Regions from separate parts of the Homo sapiens genome. Here all the other regions are linked to region 3. Evidence: chromatin contacts called from ENCODE Hi-C or POLR2A ChIA-PET data. All regions are on one chromosome and are shown on one strand. Each heading gives the region's core, a stretch centred on a gene start or an enhancer-like site at or near the end of the contact. The rest is flanking DNA. Distances are from core to core; before and after follow the strand shown. Region 1 overlaps OSBPL3 (oxysterol binding protein like 3). Region 2 holds the start of TAX1BP1-AS1 (TAX1BP1 antisense RNA 1). Region 3 holds the start of KBTBD2 (kelch repeat and BTB domain containing 2).

What was found. A loop is a pair of places that touch in the nucleus more often than their neighbours do. ChIA-PET counts read pairs that join two places held with the same protein, here RNA polymerase II (POLR2A). Pooled maps may share reads with other maps.
Region 1: a pooled map shows a loop between it and region 3 (5-fold over the local background). The contact joins the enhancer-like site here to the promoter of KBTBD2 in region 3. A Hi-C loop is called at or near these places in 4 of 50 pooled maps. POLR2A ChIA-PET finds 5 or more read pairs at or near these places in 2 of 52 experiments (BJ and RWPE1).
Region 2: a loop to region 3 is called in a map of naive thymus-derived CD4-positive, alpha-beta T cell, with 15 times the contacts of the local background. The contact joins the promoter of TAX1BP1-AS1 here to the promoter of KBTBD2 in region 3. A Hi-C loop is called at or near these places in 1 of 168 maps with a recorded cell type or tissue (naive thymus-derived CD4-positive, alpha-beta T cell), 1 of 37 single-sample maps with no recorded cell type and 6 of 50 pooled maps.

Annotation. Positions count from the first base shown.
Region 1 is chr7:24,818,521-24,823,004 of GRCh38, reverse strand. OSBPL3 (oxysterol binding protein like 3) reads left to right here. Exons shown (of 23, transcript NM_015550.4): 17 at 2,767-2,830. Among named protein-coding and RNA genes, the nearest start is that of GSDME, 63 kb to the right of the region's middle. Within about 2 kb of position 1,929, at least 31 of the 41 ENCODE cell types and tissues checked have a DNase peak (open chromatin) inside an H3K27ac peak, as active enhancers do.
Region 2 is chr7:27,738,372-27,742,598 of GRCh38, reverse strand. TAX1BP1-AS1 (TAX1BP1 antisense RNA 1) reads left to right here and starts at 1,924. Exons shown (of 2, transcript NR_187572.1): 1 at 1,924-2,583. It overlaps TAX1BP1 (Tax1 binding protein 1), which reads right to left and starts at 2,437. Exons shown (of 17, transcript NM_006024.7): 1 at 2,330-2,437. RefSeq lists enhancers at 776-1,639, 2,154-2,423, 1,640-2,502 and a silencer at 1,754-1,986.
Region 3 is chr7:32,888,996-32,893,128 of GRCh38, reverse strand. It overlaps KBTBD2 (kelch repeat and BTB domain containing 2), which reads left to right and starts at 1,369. Exons shown (of 4, transcript NM_015483.3): 1 at 1,369-1,593. RefSeq lists enhancers at 820-879, 585-1,288, 3,844-4,133 and a silencer at 1,060-2,009.

The DNA.
Region 1 (4,484 bases), core at 680-3,179, 8.1 Mb after region 3:
CTTTGTAAAACTCTTAAAAGCAATGTGGGCCAAATAAACCATTCCCAAAGGCCTGTGTAAGCCATAAAGAAATAAGCAAAGTTACTGATATTTGAAGGTTGAGACTTATTCAGAAAATGTGTTGAACCCATCTAAACATAATCTGCTAAACATTCATTCATTATCTAACACAATAGTTTAAAAAAATCAAGGTTGGGTTTTTATGAGATGTGTGTATACTGTAGGGGTTCTCTTGTAATTCATATGGATGTATATTTATCCCTGTTTTATGGGGTTTAAAATTATTACAGAAGAGGCGTATGGTTTTTATATACTGTGTTTACATTCGGCCATACCTGTAAAGATGCCAAATTCTTCATCAAAGCTATAGTGCTCCTCTCCCACATTGCTACATTGTTTTTGTGGGATGAATATAATCTACTTCATAATAATCCACTTTAAAATATGTTTACATTATGGGGGAGAGGAACATTTCATAGCTTTCCTTCCATTTCATAGTGGGTCATGCCAGCTGGGGTGGAGAAGTGGGGAGTGGGGATTGTCTTGAGCTGATTAATGGTTATTATTATTATAGATAGTGTCTCACTATGTTGCCCAGGCTGGTCTTGAACTCCTGGATCCTGGGCTCAAGGGATCCTTCTGCCTCAGCCTCCCAAGTAGCTGGAATTACAGGGCTATGCCACTGCACCTTGATTTTGTTTTATATGATCCCATGGTTTCAAAGCTAGCTCCGTTGTTTTCATCGAAAGACAGCTAGTGAAGAAAAGGAGAAGAATGTAGCATTTTTTAATATAAGGTATCTCCAAGTGGTAGGATTTTTTTAAAAAAGATAACTGGATATGGTGGCTCACACCTGTAATCCCAGCACTTTGGGAGGCTGAGGTGGGAAGATCACTTGAGGCCAGGAGTTCCGGACCAGTCTGGGCAACATAGCATGACCCCATCCCTACAAAAAGTGAAAAAATTAGCCGGGCGTGGTGGCACACACCTTTAGTCCCAGCAACTTGAGAGGCTGAGACAGGAGGATCACTTGAGCCCTGGAGGTCAAGGCTGTAGTGGGCTGTGATTGTGCCACTGCACTCCAGCCTGGGTGGCAGAGGGAGACCCTGTCTCAAAAAAAGAAAAAAGACAACATCAAAGGAAATCAGAGAGTTACATTATGGGATTAGGTTTCTAAGTCAGTGCTTGAAGTGAAAGTTGCCCTTGAAAATCCCACAGGCACAGAAGGGCTCACGTTCTTAGGAGGCACATGGGAACTAAGACAAACCAAAGAGCAGCAGATTTGAGTCTCCTGCTTTGTATTGCAGCTGGCGTTGGTGTTTATTGAGGAATCTGAAAGATGCCTACATGATTTACGTCTTTGTCTCTACCTTTCTTTGGCCCACACTGGTACGGCTGTAATCCCATGAGTCACATCTGGGTGTGGCGTGTGTGACCACATCCTCCCAGCCGTGCAGTCCTCCTGCTGGAGGCCTGGCATACAGAAGTAGTTTTCAAACCATGTTCCTCAGCTGAGGGTCCCAAGGAAGGTGAACAGCTGTGGATTTGTCACCCACTGCCCTCCCTTCCTCCCCACCTGTTTATCTCAAGCAAGGGCTCAGTATTCTGGGTTCTTGATAAGACGGGTCTGAAAACTGTACAGCTGCTTAAAACATTTTTTTTCTTCTTTTTGCAAAGTTTGAAAACCAGTGAGGTAAACCAAAACTGCTGGGACTTACCGCTACCTCTTCCCTGACTATTGGTGTGGCTTGGGAAATGTTACTTTATCTTTCTGGTTTCAGTCTCTTCGTTTATAAGGTGCAGGCTTTGAGCTAGATACTCTCAATGTAAGACACCTCTGTTAAGAATCAGCTACATCAGAGAACTTTCTGGAAACACCCTTGGCAGCATTACTGTGGTTTCACCAGTGCTGAATTAGAATGACAGCATATACACCTCTCAACGTTCCCTGAGTGTGACTGAGATGAGGAAATAGAGGGAGGAGCCATTTTCTCTTCAGCCTCTTCACTGCTGAATAAAATGAGTAATGACCCCTTGCCAAAGGGCACTCTCTGCTCCAGGGGATTCTCTTTTCTGGAATGAGATTACTTATTTGCTTAAGATAGTTTTATTAGACCAAAAATAAATAAAATTTCTTAACAGTTGACTAACATTTCCTCAACAATTGTGTTTACCTTTTTTTTTTTTAATAGAAACACTCTTTTTTAAAAAAATTACCTTGCATTGGTCTTCTTGTAGGTGATTTGAAAAGAGGCTGGACTTTATGATGCAGAGTTTTCAAGAGTTAAATTGGCTGAGCCCGAGGAAGAACATTTTGGGTTGCATTTAAAATACTTGTTATTTGATATCTTAATTAAAACATCTGCAGCTACTTTCAGAACAGCTAATAAGAGATGTTGACATTGGTAGCCAATGTCAGATTATATGTTATGGATGAGCAGTCCTCACATGTCTCCGTTTTTATTTTTATGTCTTTCAAAATGCGCCTCTATCCTCATCACTCGCCACCTGGCCGCCCTCCCACGGAGGCTTCTGGAGGCTTCCGTTCAAGGGCCTTCCCCTCAGCCTTGACCAATCTGAGCAAGTGGGAGCTGACTGTATCAGGAGCGCCCTCTTGAGGACACACTTGATGAGGGAAACTAAAGAAGTTTTTCCTTCAGTTCAGCATTGCACGCTGTTACATCTCAGTGCAGGGGAGAAAGAATGGATTTCATGAGACACAAAAGTTCATTCATTTTTTGTTTTTCTGTCCTTTGTTTCCATCAGGTCAGCCACCATCCGCCTATCTCTGCGTGTCATGCTGAGTCTAGAAATTTTGTTTTCTGGCAAGGTAATGTGCTAATACATTTTACTTCCATCATATTGTGTAATATGTTATCTATTTATTTTATCCAAGAATTGCTGTCAATTCTTACTGAGATCAAAAGTGGTCCTTGGATTTGGGCCTGGTTGGAAGGATCTGCGCCACCTGTTCTTGCCTCTCATCTCTCACTTAGTTTATCTGAGCCACCTCCATTTATTTCTGTAACTTTATCTTATGTAAAAATCATTTGAAATGCCTCACATATTTCAAGAGACATTAAATATTTACAGTTGTTTATCAGAGTGTAGACAGCAGAGGGGTTTTCAGCTTTTGTCAAACTTAAATTTTATTTCTGAAGTCGTGTTTTACATTGCTTACTTCTTTTCATTTTTGAGATGATTGTTCCTAAAATTTTGTTCAGTTTATATTTTGAGTTGGGGTTGGGTGGGTAAATCTTCTAAAGAATAAATAAGGCTATAGATATTTCCTAGATGGATTAATTTTGTTAATCTCTCAATTTATTAAAAAAAAGTGTACTGTAGAAGGAACATATAAGCATCCTAGGTTTTTGGACAGTGAGCACATATACATTTTAAAAATATTTTTCTCTGCTACTAGTGATATCACACGTTACCTTTACACACACAGGCACACACACACACGCAGTCTATTAAACTTTAAAAGTACGAAACAGTATACTGTAACCCCCTTCCCCAGCCACTCAGTTTCTCTCTTTGGAGGCAATCAGTATTTCCAGTTTAAAGTGACAAGTACCATGGTTTTCTTTCTTCACCTTTGCTATTAAAGTTTAAAATTAAAACTGCTCTCTCACCAAAACCCTCTGGAAATATTCTCATAAGGTTCCTAGCCTCCTAATTGGTAAATCTCACTCATGCTATAAGCACCTCTTCTTTGTTTTTTCAAAAGTTGGATTTTTTTTTTTTTTTTTTGAAATGGAGTCTCAGTCTGTTGCTAGGCTGGAGTGCAGTGGTGCGATCTCGGCTCACTGCAACCTCCGTCTCCCGTGTTCAAGTGATTCTCCTGTCTCAGCCTCCCGAGTAGCTGGGACTACAGGCATGCGCCACTATGCCCAGCTAATTTTTGTATTTTTAGTAGAGATGGGGTTTCACCATGTTGGCCAGGATGGTCTTGATCTCTTGACCTTGTGATCCGCCTGCCTCGGCCTCCCAAAATGCTGGGATTACAGGCATGAGCCACTGCGCCCAGCCAAAAGTTGGATTTTTTTTTAATGCGAGGGGTCTTCTCAAAGTAGTTTTGTGTGCTCCTGTGTTACATCCTTCCCTTCTCAGCCTTAGCATCCTTCTCCTAGGCCATACTTCCCCATCAGCCTTTTCCTGAGCAATCTACCTATTTCCATGGGCCTAGGATTCCCAAATCTTGCTTTGTAACCCAGCCTGACATTTCTCTGCCTTTTATGTAGGTTGTGTAAACCATTTCCGTTTGTTGTGATTGTAGATGTAGCTGGGCTTAAATCTGCCCTCATGATGTTTCTTTTCTGTTTGTCACATCTGTTCTTTGTTCTCCGTTTCCTCTTTCTCTGCCTTTTGGATTGAATAATTTCTATCATTCTCTTTCATCTCCCCTGTTAGCTTATTAGCTATACTTACCTGTTTTGTTTCTTGTTAAAGTTGTTACTTTAGGATTTATGTTATATATTTTT
Region 2 (4,227 bases), core at 675-3,174, 5.2 Mb after region 3:
AGACTGTTACTGTGTCTGTGTAGAAAGAAGTAGACATAGGAGACTCCATTTTGTTCTGTACTAAGAAAAATTATTCTGCCTTGAGATTCTGTTAATCTATGACCTTACCACCAACCCCGTGCTCTCTGAAACATGTGCTGTGTCAAACTCACGGTTAAACGGATTAAGGGTTGTGCAAGATGTGCTCTGTTAAACAGATGCTTGAAGGCAGCATGCTCCTTAAGAGTCATCACCACTCCCTAATCTCAAGTACCCAGGGACACAAAAACTGTGGAAGCCTGCAGGGACCTCTGCCTAGGAAAGCCAGGTATTGTCCAAGGTTTCTCCCCATGTGATAGTCTGAAATATGGCCTCGTGGGAAGGGAAAGACCTGACCATCCCCCAGCCCGACATCCGTAAAGGGTCTGTGCTGAGGAGGATTAGTATAAGAGGAAGGCATGCCTCTTGCAGTTGAGACAAGAGGAAGGCATCTGTCTCCTGCCCGTCCCTGGGCATGGAATGTCTCAGTATAAAACCCGATTGTACGTTCCATCTACTGAGATAGGGAAAAACCGCCTTAGGGCTGGAGGTGGGACATGTGGGCAGCAATACTGCTTTGTAAAGCATTGAGATGTTTATGTGTATGCATATCTAAAAGCACAGCACTTGATTCTTTACCTTGTCTATGATGCAAAGACCTTTGTTCACGTGTTTGTCTGCTGACCCTCTCCCCACTATTGTCTTGTGACCCTGACATAGCCCCCTCTCGGAGAAACACCCACAAATGATCAATAAATACTAAGGGAACTCAGAGGCTGGCGGGATCCTCCATATGCTGAACGCTGGTTCCCCGGATCCCCTTATTTCTTTCTCTGTACTTTGTGTCTTTTTCTTTTCCAAGTCTCTCATTCCACCTAACGAGAAACACCCACAGGTGTGGAGGGGCAACCCACCCCTTCAGTGTGGTGGTGCGCGCCTGTAATCCCAGGTACTCAGGAGGCTGAGGCAGGAGAATCGCTTGAACCTGGGAGGCGGAGGTTGCAATGAGCCGCGATCGCGCCACTGCACTCCAGCCTGGGAGACAGAGCAAGACTCCATCTCAAGGAAAAAAAAAAAAAAAGAACGTGATGACTAGAAAACAAAAACTACAATGTTCTTTGAAGTTGAACAATCAGTTTGAAAAATAAATAAAACCTTATTAGAAGTCGGCATCATCAAACAATCCTTCAAGTTTACCCTTGAAAGGAACAGAACGAAAGAGAAAGGCTGTCCTAAGCTCCTTCCCTAAACCCGAAAAGCACTTTGAGGACGATCGACCCACTTTTAGTTTCTATTCAAATGATCTCTTTAAATCCTTTAGGAATTGAGCACCAAACTTGTAACTATTAATTGTTCGTGCACAGCTCGTAGAAATTTTAACATTAGCAGAATGCAGACAGCTGAAAAATCAAGATTTATTTTCCCATCTAAAGCCTAACATAATAGCAATTCATAACCACTGTGTGAAACCGGAAATCTAACACTGTGTATGTCTAAAGTCAAATGCCAGTGTTTTCTAACAAAACTTTTACCAATAAGGTGTGTACACACACCCACACAGACGCACGCTAAGCTCAATTTTTTACTAATAAGGTGTACGCGCGCGCGCGCACGCTAAACTCTAGCCACAGATTCCCTAAGCCAGGAGTGCAAGTCGGTCGGGACTAGTCCACACCTTGCGAACGGGGCGGGGTGGGGAATGGATTCCAGGTGAAGCAGGCCATCAGCCAGAACCGCCAACTCCGCCCGCGGCCCTCAAAAGTAGGCGGCGCAGGGAGTCTCCGCCCCCTTCGCCACCGGCGACTCAAACCAAAACAGCTGGGTTTCTCTCCGCAAAGGCAAACCCCAGCGTCCTTCTCGGACGCGACCTACGTGTTTTCTCAGCTTACTGCGCCGGTAAAACCCACACTGCCCTCAAAACAGTCACCCCAGAGTTTAGCCTTGGACACCAGAAGCTTTTCCTTCGGGGGTCGCCAGCGTCACTCGTCCCCAGCCAAAGGGCCCCCGTCCCACACGCCTCCCCCAAATCGCGAAGGCCTGTCCCACGGGCCTCCCACCGCGTGGGGCGGCCACCCGTTGCCATTCCAAAACTCCACAGCTGATCCGAGTCGCCCACACCCCCGTCACAATCGCAGTCTGGAAAGGAAGGTTTGTCTTCGGGAAGGAAAGCCTCGTCACCACAGAGACCTCTCCCGAGACCGGCCAGGCCCCTACAGTACAGGGGCTGAAGGGTGTAGCACGAGCCCTAAAAGAGATGCAGCTGGAGGCCGCCCCGCACAAGGCGCTGGGGTGGACCGGGGAGGCGCCTTACCCAGTGGAAAGACTCCCGGATCAAGGGAGAAAGTTACGCAGGCTTCCGATCCTGATCCGCCATCAGCCGCCGAACCTCTTCCGCCACTACCGCCTACCCCCAAAGACCGGCTACACCTCCCCTCCCAGCCGACAGTAGGCCTTGCGTCACTTCCGCCCACGGGGCGGTCTCTTCCGCCTCCTGCCTGGTTCGCCGCTCCCCTCCGCGACGACACGCCCCCAGCCCACTCCGCCGCGGGACGCCTCATCCCGCGGGTAGGCTGGCTCTCTCCTTACTTCGTCCTTGCTATTTTCGTTCAACTTAATCGCAGCAAAACAATGCGTCTGGATTTACATTCTGATTTTATGTTATTATTTTGACATACGAAAGGGGGAAACACACAGGAGGTTTAAGTAACTCACCAGCGATGTGGAAAGGGCAGCTCAGAGGTCCATGGACAGTACCGTATCCCTGTCTGCGTCTCAGTCGGCCTAAACTAGCCCACTCATTTTATAGATAAGGAAATAGCCAGAGAAGCAAGGGAGTGACCACACGGCTAGGGCTGCAAACCCCTGAGCACCAAGACTGTCTCTGAACTCCTGGCCCAGTCGTGTGCTTTTTTGGCTATGAAGTTTTGTTCACTGAAAGCTCCTAGGAGCTTTTCAGTTCTAATGCCCTCTGATTCTATTTGCTCTCGCTCCAGCAGAGGCCTCTTTTCTAGCCGCATTTCTGTGAGTTACCTGCTTTTGTTATCCGTATCATTTTCCGTGTGTGAATTTTCTCCCGCGTTCTGTTATTTCTAAAATCACTTTTGCTTGTTGTATATGTTGCCTTCCTATATTGGACATTCAGTTTGAATCGTAACTCCACAGAAGCAAATGTGTCCCATTCGAATTCATCATAGTCTTCTGTTGCCGTAAAACCCTGACAAACCTTGCAATAGCACCAGAAAGGATATGTAAATTAGATCGCATTAAATGTTGAAGCACATTCTAAATACAGAACATTCAAAATTATCTTTCATATACTTTCATCTTTACTTCCAGTTATTTCAGAAGACATTAGCTTTGATAACATAGGTTCTCAATATTTACAGACTGATTTGTTTCCTGTGTATTGACATTTTTGAACTTGGTCTTGTGCTGGGTATTATACTTGATCATAGAATTTCAGAAGAACCTTAATAGGCCATTTAGTCCCAGTCTCCTTATTTTATGGATGAAGAAAACGGTGTGAATAATCAACATAAGTTATCACTTGCGTTACTGGTAGCAACCTTCTGGTAGTAGAAATAACTGTGTCCCTTAAGAAATGTAAACATAGCAGTGAATTTTATAAGCACAATTTGTCAGAGATGTCACTCTTTGTTTAAATCACATTCCTATTTATATGTAATACATTTTTAATTACCACTAATTTTCAGTTAATGAAATCAGAAAAACAGTATGCTTAATAAAAACCATAATTGAAAGACTTTTTTTTTTGCCCTGAGAGGGACGGAGTTTCGCTCTTGTTGCTCAGGCTGCAGTACAGTGGCGCGATCTCGGCTCACTGCAACCTCCGCCTCCCGGGTTCAAGCAATTCTCCTGCCTCAGCCTCCCAAGTAGCTGGGATTACAGGAGCCAGCCACCACGCCTGGCTAATTTTTGTATTTTTAGTAGAGAGGAGGTTTCGCCGTGTTGGTCAGGCTGGTCTCAAAGGACATTTTCACAGGTATTTTTACTTTGTTATTTTTAATTATTTCTTGAATTTTTAGACCTTATTTTCCCCAGGAAGGTATTTGTTCTGGAATTTTAGCTTGCTTCATTCATTTTAATAATGATCCTTTAATTTTTAGACCAAGTTTTTCCCACCAAGATAAATAGATACCCTCTTAGTATTTAATTGAATTTCTGGGTTTTGGGGGAGTAGGGTTTGGG
Region 3 (4,133 bases), core at 120-2,619:
TTCTACAGTAAAACAATCCTTTATCAGTAGTTCCTGATAACACGCATCTTGGTGTGCATTCAGTTGATCTAGCCTAGTTTACAGGAAGAGGCTCCCTTCAGTAATGTACTGTATGGCCTTTCAGATTATAATTAGTCATCTATATTCTCTAGATTGGGCTTGTGCCAAGACTGTAAGTTAGGAAGGTAGGTGGAGTCTGTGTGGGCATTTCTGACAATTTTTTGATCCACGAATAGCTCCTAGCAAATTTACAGCCTGCCTGCCAGCAAGCTGTGCCAAGTTAACTAAAACAGTACGGGCCACAGCCATTAGCTGCTGCTACAAACGCTTCGCTTTGCGAAGCAACGCTGAAGGCGCTCTTTTGGAACTCGGGGGGTTGGGGGCGTGCAGCCGCCGCATTGCAGCACACAACGGAAGGCTTCAGACGCTGGAGCTGCCGTCCGCACCCAGATGTCTCTCTCTCCCTTTTCCCCTAACCTCCCCCAACTGCGGGCCCTTTTGGGTGCTGCTCTGACTTCTTCCTTGGCCTTGGGAAAAGCCGAAGCGGCTCTGGAGAGAGGAGGGCATGGTTTGGAGAAGAGGTGCTGCGGCAACAAAGCGACCCGCCCAACGCCTCCTCAACTTTCTCCTGCCCCCGGTCTGGTATTGTTTAGTCCTACTCATTCCCACTTTCCGAGCCAGCCTGCAAAAATCTGTATTTCAGGGGAAATTCCAAGGGATAAAACACCTCCTTCAGCATAACAATTGGTGTTTTGCTCTCTAGATTTCCTAGCAATGAACTTGTCGGGCCTCTCCATCCGCCCGTCTAGGCCCAAGGCCTCGGCCGCCGCGGCTACTCGGAGTGCCCCTCTGCCGCGCACGCGCCCCTCAAGGGCTCTCCCATGACCTTTCCCGGGAACCCCCTTCAATTACGCTTCCCGTCACCTCGCGCCGCCCCCGCCCTTCCTGCTCTTTCCGTTTCCTCTTTCGCGCCTGCGCGGCCCCAATTGTTTTGGCTTTCCGGTGGCATCCGGCAGAGGAAAAGGGCGGGGGCAGCTAGAGTAAGGGAGGGGCGGGGGACGGTCGCGAGGACCCGGGAAACTGCAAAACTGCCGCTGGTGCCGACAGGCGCGCGCGCGCGCGAGGCGGGAGGGCGGCGTGGCGAGGGCGGGCGCGGCAGGCTGGCCAGCGGTCCATTGCGCGCGCGTTCCCGGGCCGCGGGCGGGGGCGAGAGCGCGCGGCGGGGGCGGGGGCGGGGGCGGCGGGGGCGGCGGGCCCGGCGTCTCGCGGCCCCGGACTGACAAGGCGGCGCGGGCGGGCGGGCGGCGCGGCTCCCGGGGGAGGAGTCTGGCGGTGGTCGGGCCCTGAGGAGCGTGCGGCGGCGCCCGCAGAGGACGCTGCTTTCCGCGCTGGACGGACCAAGCGAGGGAGGGTGCGAGGGGAAACCGGAAGGAAGAGGCGGCGGCGCCAGCCTTCCTCGGCCGGAGGCGGAGGCGAGACCCCAGGCGAGGCCGCGGCGGGAGGGCCACGCCCCCGCCGCCGCGCCGGAGGGGCCCAGTGTGGACGGGGCCACCGGCTGGAGCGGATCCCACACCTCCGGACCGAGGGACGCGGGTGAGCAGGCGACAGTAGCGCCGGGCAGGCTGGGAGCCCGCGGCGACCTGTGGAGGGGCCGGGGAGGAGGGCTGTGGCGGGAGGGGGCTCGGCCCTTTGTGGCTCGGCGGGTGGGAGGCGGCGGCCGCGGCATCTTTCAAACCCGAGACGCTTCCGCCGCGGGCGGGGGAGGGGCGCGGGCGGCCGGCGCCGCCCTCCGCACCCCGCGGCGGCCCCAGGGCGGCGGAGCTCCGGGCAGGTCCGCGGGGAAGGGGCGGCCCGGTACGCCGCTAGCTGGGCGTTTCCGGCCCCGGCACCGGGCGCCTCGGCGCCCGCGGGGCTCCCGGGCGGCGCCTTGGCCTCGGCTCGCGCCCGCCCTTACCGAAGTAAAGCTGTTTCCCTTAAAGACTCGCGACGTGTTCGCGACATGGTGGGCCGAAGGAGGACACCCCCTTCCTTCTGTATTCCCCCCGCGTACATCTGAACTAACCAAGAGAGGTCTAGACGAACAGAGCTCCTGTTATGGTCTATATCGACTTAAAAAAGAAAGCAGAAACTGCCCTTTGAAACGGAAAATTGTGTACGTGTTTACTTTGTGAAATCTTTAACTTCCTTGAATTCGACCACCTCCTTCTCCCTACGGATTGAACAACCGGGGAATAGAAAAATCGCTTAGTTTGGTGTGGGGCGGTTATTTTGAGTTAACATCTTTTTTTCCCTTGGGCTTAGCTATCTAAGAACTCTACCTGCCTCAAAAGGTAGAGGAGCGTCCATCCCACGGGCTACCACGGTGACCCCTTCCAGTGAAAATAGGAAAAGAATTCAAAATACAAAATGAACTTTAAAAGGGTGTGTGTGTGAACTATCTTCTGTGTCAATTAGCCTTATGAAGACGTAGGCAACAGGACTGGTCACGTGTTGTTTATACTTGAATCTGTACGTCGGGCTCACAGCATTTAGGCATTGAGAAACGAAACCCTATCAACGCTGTGCACTGACCAAAATGATATTTTCTTTTATCGAGGCAACTAATTAACAGGGATCTTCCCCCTCTTCCCTCTGAGTTGTACATTTTTGCCGAATTTGAGTAGTATGGGTCTTAGATCTCTTGTAATTGTGAATGACTTAGTTTGGTTAACCTTTGATAAGGACTTTTTTCCCCGACTTTTTTTTCTGATCTAAAGTAAATTGAAAAGCCAGTCGGTTGTTTTCTAATCTCGATGATGTGGAATTTTGCTATTCTTTCCATCTGGCTGATAACTAATGTTAAGCTTACTTCTTCACTTTGATCTTCTGTTGGCTTAGTGCTTATTGAAGCCCTTTTAGGTTGGGGCCTGGAATCCTCAAGAGGTTGTTTTCTGTCAGTAACTCGGGAGTGCTGTGGCCTTTCTGTTGAGCATGCTCTGTAGTCCACACGTTTCCACATAGTGGTGTTTTCTTTGCACAGTTTTGTAGGAAGACTTTATGAGTGCTGTAACTCTACTCCCCTTTTTGCTCTCATAAGAAGCATTATAAAATGTTAACTTATGTTATTCACAGGGCATGTAAGGAGATGGGAAGGAATAGAGGTATCAGTACATATGTCCATGCTCCTCCATAGATTTTCTTCTGGTTGGTAGAAATGTTGAGCTTTTCATTCCTAAACATTGAACATTGAATGTGCAAGGTGAATTCCTAGAAACTTGAATGCAGTCTTAAAAGCCAAATGATAACATTGGTTTTTCCAAAAATGTTACACATTTAGAAAAGAGTCCCCCTTCCCCTCTTCTCTTTGCCCACATTCCTAAGACAAGTAAGGCCAGGAAAAAGGATTGATCCTGGTGTCATAAAATATGAGTGAAAATTTCAAAGTCCTTTGTTAGCTTAATCTTTTCAGTTTTGTAGAGTTTGAATAGACCAACTGATACTTAAATAACTCAGTATTAGAAATGACAGGTTGATCTCAAGTAATTTTTTTTTGAGACAGAGTCTCTTGTCACTCAGGCTGGTGTGCAGTGTCACGATCTCGGCTCACTGCAACCTCCGCCTTCAGGGTTCAAGTGATTCTCCTGCTTCAGCCTCCTGAGTAGCTGGGATTACAGGCGCGCCCCACCAGGCCTGGCTAATTTTTGTATTTTTAGTAGAGATGAGGGTTCACCATGTTGGTCAGGCTGGTCTCGAGCTCCTGACCTCGTGATCCCCTCACCTCGGCCTTCCAAAGTGCTGGGATTACAGGCGTGAGCTACCGCAGACGGCCGATCTCAAGTAATTTTTTTTTTTTTTTTAAGAGACGGAGTCTCGCTGTGTCGCCCAGGCTGGAGTGCGGTGGCGCGATCTTGGCTCACTGCAAGCTCCGCCTCCCGGGTTCACGCCATTCTCCTGCCTCAGCTTCCTGAGTAGCCCACGCTGGGCTAATTTTTGTATTTTTAGTAGAGATGGGGTTTCACCGTGTTAGCCAGGATGGTCTCGATCTCCTGACCTGGTGATCTGCCCGCCTCGGCCTCCCAAAGTGCTGGGATTTACTGGTGTGAGCCATTGCGCCTGGCCACTTTTCCCCAGCTTTCTTAAGTCACTGCGCAGAG